2 separate regions of the Homo sapiens genome follow, and region 2 is linked to region 1. The links are chromatin contacts, found by Hi-C in ENCODE. All regions are on one chromosome and are shown on one strand. The core of a region is the stretch at or near the end of the contact, and the rest is flanking DNA. Distances in the headings are between cores, read along the strand shown.

Region 1 (5,526 bases), core at 3,021-5,520:
CCCAGGCTGGGTGCAGTGGCGCAATCGTGGCTTACTGCAGCCTCTATGTACCGGGCTCAGGTGATCCTCCTGCCTCAGCCTCCCAAATAGCTGGGACCACAGGTGTGCACCACCACACCTAATTTTTAAATTATCTATAAACATGGGGTCTCCCTATGTTGCCCAGGCTGGTCTTGAACTCCTTGGGCTCAAGTGATCCCCCCACTTCAGCCTCTCAGCCTCCCAAAGTGTTGGTATTACAGGTGTGAGCCACTGTGCCCCGCCGATTTTGGTTTAAGTTCAAAAGTCAACTTGCAGCATCAAAAACTGAAGTCTGCCATCTATTATAAAGAACCCGAAGCAGAAAGATTATGCTATTCTCTGTTTACTACCTTCCCACATATGACTGTGGGTGGTATCAGTTAAACATGCACAATATTAAGCATTACTAAACTGCATATTTTCACATCTAACCCTAAATTCCCAAAGGAATAGATCTGAGCCTTAGCCTGTCCCCCAAGCCCATCCCATTCACTTTAATTCATAAGTCCTCAGGTGACCGCAGAAGTCAATACAGTTGAAAAAGAAATGTAGAATTTGATTTCATGAAAATCTTATTTGAGCATTTGGGCTTTAAAAAATCCTAACTAAATATACTTGAAAGTTACCAAACTCATCATGTGTTAGTGTAGTAGTTTAGCTATTGCCTCACCACAATAAAATAAATCTGATGCCACAATCCTTACCATCTACTAAGAATATTTGTATATGAATAAAAATTTGAAATATGTCACCTATTTTCCTTTAACATCCTTCTAAAGCTAAAATCCTGAATATGAAATACACAAACAGACTAATGGTAACAGTTACAAAATGTCTGTTCCCAGATTGGGGTGAAATTTTGCTATAAATTAAATATCCATTGTTTTGGATTCCTTTCGGAACTGTGACATGTATTTTTAAAATGTATCTCCTGGGGGAAAAAAATAAACCTGACACTGAACAGTATAGAACTGCCAAAAAAAAAAAAAAAAAAGGCACTTACCTTAATAGAATTTAGGAGCAGTTCACAAATGCACTAATTAAGGGAGACCAAGGATTGTCATTGCAACACATTTTTACTGTTTACGGGTAATGGTCAGAATGTTAACAGACAATATTGAAATATTTTACATATCAACTTCTAACTAGTTATAGCACCAGATCCTTGGGGCATGAGGTGATTTAAACCATTTTAAATGTAAACACTCATTTTCTTATCAGTTAAAAAAAAAAAAACCCACTCCACCCTCTCTGCCAGTCTCTGATACACCTTAGAATACTATAGTTACTTCACAGTGGGAAGGAATAGCTAATAAGTACATTTCTTTTCCAACCCACTTCTCTACCTAGTCATTAAACACCAAATTCTGAAACTGAATTCAGCTACCTAGATCTTTCTACCAGGAATGCTCCCTATGGTACCTCAATCCCTTCCACTGTCACTTACTGCAACTGCCAAAGCCCCTCCTATTAATAGTAAATCCCTTTCATACTGACTCACTGTAACTCCAACTTGATGAAATAGACACTAAGCAGAATTTACAAAAATTGCAAATGGAATTTTCCTGTTTTCAAAGAATTAAAAAGGAAACTAAAAGTAGAGCACATTCAGGCTAAGTTATAAACATTTAAAGTTCAACCAATTTATAAGTATTTATGTTGCCTGTTTTATACTAGTTCCCGTTTAAACGTTTTTTTTTTTTTGAAAGTTTTGCCAAGCATTGTGTAATCACTTACACAAGGCTAAATTTCCTATGCAAGTAATTTTGACATGTAAATATAAACTTAAGTCATTACCCCCAAGACTGTAAGACAATCTGGAAATTCTACTGCAAAAAAAGTTTATCTTAAACTATGGAAATGTTTAACAGCACGCACAAAAGTAGAGAGAATAATAGTAACAATGAGCGCTTCTGTATTCATCCAGCTACAATAATCAACTCAAGGCCACTTCTGCTTCACACCTACCTCCTACCCACTCCCTCCTCTCATTATTATCTTCAAAAAGAATTAAGAGGAAGATACTATGTTCTCTAAGTACACTTCTACCCAAAGATAGCAAAAGTATCAAAAACTAGCATGTTAAGTCAAAATCCAACAATGTAACTATACAGCCGCCTTACGCCTTACACAATTCTTTGGTAGGTGATAAATTTAAGAATTCAGTTAAACACAAAGATATAACCATCTTTAAGAATTTTAATGAAGTCCATAAACCCAAAGGGCATATTTAAAATTATACCTAAAAAGACAAATAGGGAAATGTGATGAAAACGAACTTAAACATCTGCAATTAACTTACTTAACGTGGCACCTTAGTTCAAAATGAAAAAAAAAAATCGACTATTTAACATAATGTGTCATAAAACTGCAATTCAACCACTTGAAAAACTGCTGAACACTTATATACCTTAAACTGGTCCTTCTGATCCCTAATTATAGATTGATATCAATGTAGAAAGAAAACCAGGCATTTTAACGTTAAGTGGTTGAAAATGTTGAAAATTAACCCCACTGTTCATCGGAAAGTATATGAGAGCAAGCCTAAACTACCTGAATTATATGTCATTAAACAAATGCATCCACTTCCCAGAGCCTTTTTTTTAACAAAATAAGTTCAGATATACCCTTAAACGCAACGCGCTAGGCTACAGACAGAATTAGGAGACCGCCTCCTGCTTTTGCTCCTAACCAATACGCAGAGAGAGAAGGTTGGCAGAAAAGTGCTGCGAGGACAGTAACAAACACCAGCAGCTCCCGAGCAGGCCCTGCTAGAGCCAGGAATGACGCACTTCGGTAACCCGACTCTTTCTCCCCTCCACCCCCGCCCCCAGCAGCGGTGCTGACACCGCCAACAGCCCGGAGTAGGAAAAAAGACAACAGAAAAAAAGGCAGAGGTTGGACCGCACTAGGTTTCATCAAGAAACCTCGATGATTCCTCTTTCGACACTAACCACTAGGACTAAACAGGAAAAGAAGCTTCGTGCTTAAGCAAGTCCCATCATGGTGGTTTAAGAGTCACTAAATTAAGCTGATAATGAGTCCAATCCACAGAGACAAATACAGGGTGTGGCTGCTGCGAAATACGGCGGTCCGTGGGAGAAAAGGGGTATGGAATTTACACTCCAGTGTGAAGGGAAGATGGGGCTTTATGGTGGGAGAAGGGGGTGGCCCGCGCATTTTAAGGAACCATTGCAAACCAACACAAGCGCCTCGTTTACTTTAAATCTAACCTTACAGATCAAAAGTTTCCAATAGATATATCATGTAAACTGTAAATTACCATTTAATCCAACACCATGGCCCTCAATTTAAAAACTACATCCAAGAGAAAGAAGGAGGGAGAGGGAAGAGGGGTGGTAGGCAACAACATAAAAAACATTCTAGGCCACGGAAGAGAAAGTCTCACAAACCGGATGAAACTACTAATACAATATTAAAAATTAAAGCCGAGCACTGAAGCACGAAAATCACACGATAACCCATTACAGTTAAGGATTAAAAATAAAATGACATATGCACCAAGGGGGAGCGGAAACTAAATGTCGAAAGTACAGCGGTTTATAAAAAACTAAAGGCAAAACAAGACATTCTCGCGACGGGGGGAAAAAAAGGCCGAAATCAACAATACGTTCACAATTCTAGGCCAAAAGAAAATGGGAACGGGGCTCAAAGTTTTGCGGAACTACTTGATGCTGTTTCCCACACCTTCTCTCTCCCACGGCCCATCCGACCCTTTTCGTCCCAAAATCGCCGTCCGCAGATCTCCGGATCCAGGGGAGAAGAAAAAAGAAAGTCGACCCCGAGCAAGAATAAAAGTGTGGAGTGAAAACGCACAGGCTGCCTACCTGGGGCAAGGATCAGCTCAGTTCGTGCCTTGAGAAAGACAGTGCGGGTGGGGGTGGGAATGAAAAGCAGCACTAAAACTAAAACAAAAGTGGCGCCAAAACCCCCCAACAAACAGCCTTCCACTCCCGCCCTTCCCCCCTCCGCCCATGCCAGGCAGGCAGGGCCCCCTTCGGGGCAAGGTCTGCGCGCGGGGGCCAACACCGCCAGACCCCAGCCAATTTAGAAAATTGTTGCCCGAAGAAAACTGACCGAAGTCGGGCCTCGGAAGGGATGGAGAGATCGATGCCAATCGCCTTCCCCAGCAGTTCCCCCACCACGCGCTGGAGATGATGGGGCGGGGGAGAAGCAGAGGGGCCCGTCACATGAATGTTGTTCCCTCTCTAGGAAGGGAGGAAGAGAGGGAGGGAGGGGGGAGGGAGGGAAGGGAGGAGGGGAAGGGAGAAGGGAGGGGGCACGAGGGAGGGGTGTGATCAGAGTAGATTTTCCCTCGCCTCCCTCGGTCCGAGGCCCAAATATACACAACTGAGCCTCCTTTCTCCCCTCCCCCCTAGGTTCCCAGCACCACCATTTTGCTCTCTGCCTTCCCCTCACCGCGACACCGCGCTCTCCCCCACCCCAACCACAGCCTCCCGGCTTTCCTCCCCCGACTACGGCTCGCACCCCACCCCACCTCCAGTTCGGGCTCTCCTAGGCTTAGGAGCCTGCCGGAGAAAAGGAACCTAAATCTACTGCTACACAGAGAAGCGGAGCCTCCATCTTGCGCTGCTCCGCGTTCTCCATTTTGGGCCACCCATGGGGGGGGGGGGTCTCCGTAGAGGCCCCGAGGGAGAGTTGGGCGAGGGAAGGAAGAGAAAATCTTCAGCGAGGGTAGTCGAAAAGAAGAGCCCTGCGGTAGAAAGCCACTCTAGGAGTAGGAGGTAGGGAGGAAGGGGGGCTGGAAGTTCCTTGGAAGTGTTGGGGTAGCGACTTGGGGGGAGAAGGGAGAAAGGAGGGCGGGGGGCGCCGCGGGGGCGAGAAAGATCCTCCCGCCTGGACTCTGCCCCCCGTTCCATGGCTGCCCCCCATGGGGGCGAAGAAAGCAGAGGGGAAATTCAATGGCAACAGAGTGCCCAACCTCTTTCCCTCCCAACTCCTCTCTCTCGCCCTGTTTCAATCATACACACCTCACGGTGGGCCAAGCGCCCTCCGGGTGCCCCTCCAAACTTCTAGAAGCTTCGCCTCCGCCATTTTATAACTTACCTCCCCCCTCAGCGTACACAGAGGCAGCAACGAGACTGTTCGCCTCCCCCACTCCTCCTTCTTTCTCAGGCCGGGGGCTTCTTCACCCCTGGGCTGGTACAAGATATTTTTCCCCTTCCTCTTCTTTACACCCTCGAATTCTACTCAGGGACGGAAGCTCCCGCGGTTCTAGAGCGGTGGGGGGTTTTGAAAGTGGCGGTCGGATCCGGCGGGGTTTTTTTTCTTTTTTTTTTTTTTTTTTTTTTTTTTTTTTTTTTTTTTTTTGGTGGCGCTTCGGGATTGTTTGGGGTGTTCGCTCTTCGGCGACTTGGAGGCGAATGGAACGCGCAGGCGCCATCTGTCGGCCACGAACCCGCGCCCGGCTCCCGTTGGGAGGGAGCGGCATCTAGCGGCAGAGAGTTGCCACTGCAACGCCTG
Region 2 (5,526 bases), core at 1,013-3,512, 6.0 Mb before region 1:
GAATGAATATCACCCCATCGACAGTTTCGATCAGCCAACATTGAAAATTTCAAAACAATAAAACAAAAACATAGTGCTTCCACTCAGGGAGGGAGGAGGTGCGAGCGGAATAGAAGGGCACCCCCACGGGCCTGTGCTGTTGGCCTCCCGGGTTTGCAGTGTTTCCCTCCCACCTTTCCCCTCGACCACGTCTTTCCCTACAACAATCTCCCGCACCTCCATAACGCGAAATCCCCAGCCGAGGTGCGGCCGGCTCCTCCCAGCCTTGCCCCGGACGTCCCTCTGGCCCAGCCTTCCTCTCGGCGGGACCCCGGCGAGGAGGGCCCCCTCCACCGACCAGTTCACCTCCCTATCCCTTCCCCGGCCTCTTGGCGCCCCTGCAGGGCTCTGTCCCGAAACCGAACCTCGAGGAGCCAAGCCCACGAGGCCAGTCGCGGGACCCACACCCCCCTTCCTTCTCCCAGCACCTCGTCCTCCATGCACCCGGCCCCCGGGGCTCCTCGTCGTCGTCGTCCCGGCTCGTACCGCCCCCCGTCGGGGGCTCCACCCCCCCGCCTGCCCCCGCCCCCAGGACGGCCCCCTCCCCACCGCGCGCCGCCTGCGCCCTCTGCCCCGGCACGGGACTCTCTTTGGCCTCCGTTCCCCGCCCAGAAGCGGCGGCGGCGGCGGCGGCAACGGCTGCGGCGGCCCCAGCAGGAGCAGCAGCGGCGGCGGCGGCAGCGGCGGCGGCAGCAGCGCCGCCCCCGGCCCCGCCCCGCCGCCCGCCGGAGCCCCACGCCCCGCCCGCCCGCCCCGCCGCCGGACTGCTCCCCCCGAAGCCCACCACTAAGCCCTCCCACTCCCCGGCCGCGATCCGCTCGAATCCAGCTCCGCTGGGCCTGCTGTCCGTCCCTCACGCCCCTTAGGACCCGGGGTGGGGGAGCCCTGGGGTTCGCGGCCATCCCTCTCCCTCCTTCTCCAAGGGCCGGGGGATTGCCCCTGATCCCGAAACCCGGCCCCGTAACCGGAGCCTCCCTCCTTCCAGCCCTCGGCTTCGCTCGCCGACCCCTTGCCTCCAGGCCTGGCGCGAAGCGGGTGGAGGGCTTGCACGCCGGATCTCCCCTCTGGCTTGCCGGTGCTAGTATGAATTGCCCCCGATCTCATCTTCCTTCAATTTAAGCCCCCTCCCCGCCGCGCCCGGCCCGGCGGCCCCCGCCCCTAGAGCGAGGGCAGCGGAGCCAGGGCGCTCCGAAGTCATCCCCCGCCTTTTTTCCAGGGACTCGGATAATTGCCCCTGCCCCCATCACAGCACTCCCACTCCCGAACCCAGGCCCCGCCGCCACCTAGGGGTACCCCTTACCCTACGATTCCCGCACCCCAGCGCCGGGAAGAAAGCAGCCCTGAAGAGCACCCGTCGCACCTCCCCTCTGAGGTTGGAGGGCATTTTCTCCCGGTCTCTTCAACACTTCATCACGGACACCCCCCCCCCCCAAAAAAAAGCCTTTTCTCGCCCTGCCCTGCTAGCCAGCCTCCCTTCGGATCGTCGGATCCTTGGATCGGGGGTTGGAGTCAGGTAGTTAACAAGACCATAGCCTCCACCTCCCTTTCCGAGGAGTGGGGTAATTCCTATGGTTTCCCCCCCAGGATCAACCGACCCCCGTTTCCATGGAGACCCCCGCCCAGCCGGGAAGAAGACTCTCTTGGATCGTGGCGAACGAGTCTCACCTGGCTAAGAGAGAAGGGGGTCGAGAAGGGGGTAGGGCAAGTCAGGGGATGGGGTACGAAGGTGGGAAGTGGAAGGGAGCTGTCCCGAAGGGAGGGGCGAAGACATACCCAGCTCCAGGGAGCGCTACGTCCGGGGACACGAAGAGGACGGCGCCCCCGGGGGGCAAGCCGAGCGGCCGCAGGGAAAAGAAGGAACAGGGTTGGAGAAAGGCTTAAGATAGAAAGAAGCGGGTGGGGGGATACGAAAAAGCCGGGGAGTCAAAAGGGGTGGAGGGATTGGGGGAGAGAGAAAAAAGACGCACCTGTTCCCGGGTCGGCTCCGCGGGGAGGCTCAGGCCGCCACCCGGGCTCCCTCTTACTCCCTCTTAACCGCCACCCGCCTAATACTGCCCCGATCTGATGCCCCCCTCCGCCCCTTATCGCCACCGACCTCCTTCTCCTCTCTCTCGGCGGCGGCGGCGGTCGGACTCTAGGAACTGAGAGGAAGAAGGGAGGGCTCAGCAAAGCGGAGGAGAGACAGAGCCACACACTGGCAGCAGCCGCGGCGAGCGAAAGAGTGAGGGGGAGAGCGGTGTGTGTGTGTGTCTGTGTGCGAGCGAAGCCTGGTGGAGTGGGTGCCGGTCGCAGGGCTCGACGGGAAGTGGAGTCCGGCTGGGTCCGCGGGCGGCGCCAACCCCCGCTCCACCGGACTACAACTCCCAGAATGCGGCCTACGCGGGTGGGGGGGAATGGGGAGGAGGAGGCGAAGGGAGGGAGCGAGCAAGAGAGGGAGGGACGAAAGCAGGGAGCAAGCGGCGGCGAAGGGGGCAGAGCCAAGCAGCCCCGGTGACACTGGGAGGGGAGGAGAGGAGGAGGGGATCGCTGAGAGGACCGAGCGGATTCCGGAGAGGGAGGCAGCAGTGGCTGCAGCAAGCCGGGCAAAAAGCTAGACTCCTGGGAGAGGCGGAGGCGCTCAATCTGCGGGGCTGCAGGAGCCCCACGTCCCCCCCCACCTCGACGCCCCTCGAAGGGGGAGGTTGAGGAAGGGAGAGGGTCAGTGAGCCGCGGCCAAAGGGTTCTCTCTCTTTCTTCCAACGTTCTCCACCTTATGCCCCGACCTGACTTTCTCAGGCCACTGGTGCCGATCCAGTGTGCAAATCTCGAGACCCCAGATCTCCTCTGCCGGGCAGCGGAGAACAGACGCATTCAGTCCCCTTCTCCCAGGGGCCTGAGGGAGGCTCCCCTTGCAGGCAGGGCGTGACTCCCCCTTCTTCCCGCTCCCCCCCCCACCGTCGTCGCCACCCCCCCATCTCCCTCCCCGGAACCCCTCCCCTGAAGCCGGGGCTCGCCTCTCTCTCTCCCCGCCAAGACACGGAGTCCTTCTGGGGACGACTACCCAGCCCCCTCCCTTATACTGGGCCCCTACCCACCAGTATCCCCTTCTTAGCGTTGCCCCCTCACCGAAATAATGGTGGGGGCGACCCGAGTTGGACTGGTGGCTACTTTCCCTCCAAGGCTAGCCGTCCTTCGCCACGCCGACCCTGTGTAGAAATAGAGAAGCATATTAATACTCCCGTCCCCCCTCCCCCCCAGATTTGAATACCCGTGGAAGTGGCTCACAAGAAAGAGGGGTTGGTAGTGGAAGTGAGCTAGGGGTGAATCCCAATCTTCAAACCTCATCCCTCCCATGGAAATCCAGGTATTCGCCTTTTGCTTAAAAGCCATTAAATCGCTTGGGTGGGGGGTAAATTATCTAAACCCCAATGTCCATGCGACTCGAAGCGACGCTACCTTGTAGGAATAAGATACGAACTAGGTTGCCGCCACGGGAAGGAAAGTATCCCCCACCCCCGTCGCCGTCCACCCCCAAAAACACATACCCCTAGGAGAGTCAGATGGCTGAAGAAGGGGGAAGGCGGTGGGAGTGCTGGAGAGTAAAAGGACTGTGGCGGGGAGGGTCCGCGGCCCCCACTACGAGAGCAGAATCCAGATGCTAAGAGGTGGGTGGGGGGTGCGGCACAATCGCAGACTGTGTCTTTCCTCGCTTTTCCCGGAATCGCCGCCCGATCACCGTCTAACACTCGGAGTTGCTTACCACTCAGTCCCCTAGCCCCATTTGTGCGCGTGAGGCGGCCAGAGCCCGGGAAGCCCGGGCACAAACTCCGCGGAAGCTGGCCTTCGCTGCCGCCGCGCCGCCGCGGGCCTCCCTCCCTCCGCTCGCGGCCCCGCCGATCTACCTTCGCCCCCGGCCGAGGCCAGACCCCGCTCACAACTCCACGCCCCTACTCCACCCCCGGCTCTCCCTCCCCTCGCCCTCTCCCTGCGGGTCCGGCCCAGCCCCTAGCGCCGCCCCGCCCTACCGCTCGGTCCAGAGCCCAGCAAGTGCCCCGAACTCGCCCCCCGCCCCCACGCCCAGGCCAGTCTGGCCAGGCCTGGTTTCCCCCTCCCGCCGCGCCCCGCCCCCGAATCCACGTCCTACTTCGCCACCCAACTCGGCCCGGTCGGGGTTCGGCCCGCGCCCACGCCACCGGAGTCCCCGATTCGGTCCGGTGTACGGCCACCCACCCCGCCCTTGCCTGGGTGCTGGCCTGGCCCGCTGCCTGCGCCCGCCGAGCCGGCCCAAGCGCGCGGTCCGGGTCCGGGTCCAGGTGCCGGCCTCGGTCCCGGCAGTGTTGCCGCGACTCGCCACGCGGGCTCGTTCCACGCAAGATCGGAACCCACGCGGGGTGGGGGCCGCGGGAAGCAAGTTTCTTTATCCTCCCCCCGCCCCCGCCGCAGGGCCGCACCGTTCCCCCACCACCCCCGCCTCACGGCGCCCCCTTTACCTGGGCAGAGCCCCCGGCCGCTGTCGCAACTTTGCTCTTCTCCACGCCGCCGGGGAAGCGGGCGAAGCGGGAGGAGGGAGGTGGCGGGGGGTGCTGGGATCAGGCTGCTGGGCTCAGGGAGGACACGTGGGGGAGGAGGGGAAGGAGGAGGAGGAAGGGGGGGCGGGCCTGCAGTTCTCGGGGCTCCCCCTGCCAGTCCCGGGGAAGCCGGAACCTCGCCGGGCAGCCGCAGACCCCGCACTGGCCACGGGGGAAGAACGGAGCCACCTTCCTCGGCCAGCCCCTGGCTCCAGGAAGGGGGGGGTCGAGCAACGCGCCGTTCGGGTCGGAGAGCGAAAGATTTCGCTCCTGCTCTGTGTGACTCTCATCCCCGTTTTAGCCTCAGTGTATGTTGTGGGGGGGCAAAGGGTCTTGCATGCGGTGGGGGAGACCTCCCCGCCGGATGCCCCGCCCCTCCCCCGGCCCCCCACTTCCCCACCCTGGGCGACCTCAGTGCGTGGTTCTGGCGCTCAAGCTCCGAGGCCGCCCGCGGGCGCAGCCCCAGCCCCGGCGCCGAAGTGGGACAGGTGCTGGGGAAAGGAAAATGCCAGGGCTCGCCGCCTTGCCTCTCGTCTCCAGGGCGGCCCACCCTTGGTGGCAACCTCCCCCGGCTGCAAACCCCCTGGGCCACCCTCAGTGGGTAACACCACCTGGGCGTGGAGGCATCTGGGGATGGAGGCGGGGGGGTAGGGGTCGGTGGCGAGAGACCCGAGTGAGGAAGAAGGAGGAAGGGGATGAAAGGTCTGTGTAAAGTGGGAAGCCTGCACGATTCAGAGCCAAAAGCCCAGCTCTAGAGGACTCGGCTTCTGCCGGCTTTCCTTGGGCTCCTCAGTCACCAATCCGAGCTCCCTTGACCCTTACCCTTTACCCTAACGACTCTCTGCCTGGCCAAAGGAATAAACCGTCGTGTGTGTTTACATCCCAGGCCATCCCTGGGACTGAAGGGCTGAGAAGCTTGCGGTCCACATTCGAACTCTCA

What was found. Hi-C counts contacts between places; a loop is a spot of excess contacts on that map. Pooled maps may share reads with other maps.
Region 2: a loop to region 1 is called in a pooled map, with 11 times the contacts of the local background. The contact joins the promoter of BCORL1 here to the promoter of STAG2 in region 1. A Hi-C loop is called at or near these places in 6 of 50 pooled maps.

What each region holds. Positions count from the first base shown.
Region 1 is chrX:123,960,450-123,965,975 of GRCh38, reverse strand. It overlaps STAG2 (STAG2 cohesin complex component), which reads right to left and starts at 4,270. Exons shown (of 35, transcript NM_001042750.2): 1 at 4,120-4,270. It overlaps STAG2-AS1 (STAG2 antisense RNA 1), which reads left to right and starts at 4,635. Exons shown (of 2, transcript NR_130770.1): 1 at 4,635-4,787. RefSeq lists enhancers at 2,763-3,022, 3,113-3,212, 4,641-4,690, 5,389-5,526 and a silencer at 4,181-4,320.
Region 2 is chrX:129,979,371-129,984,896 of GRCh38, reverse strand. It overlaps BCORL1 (BCL6 corepressor like 1), which reads right to left and starts at 2,262. Exons shown (of 14, transcript NM_001379451.1): 1 at 2,135-2,262. RefSeq lists silencers at 1,197-1,433, 4,774-4,843.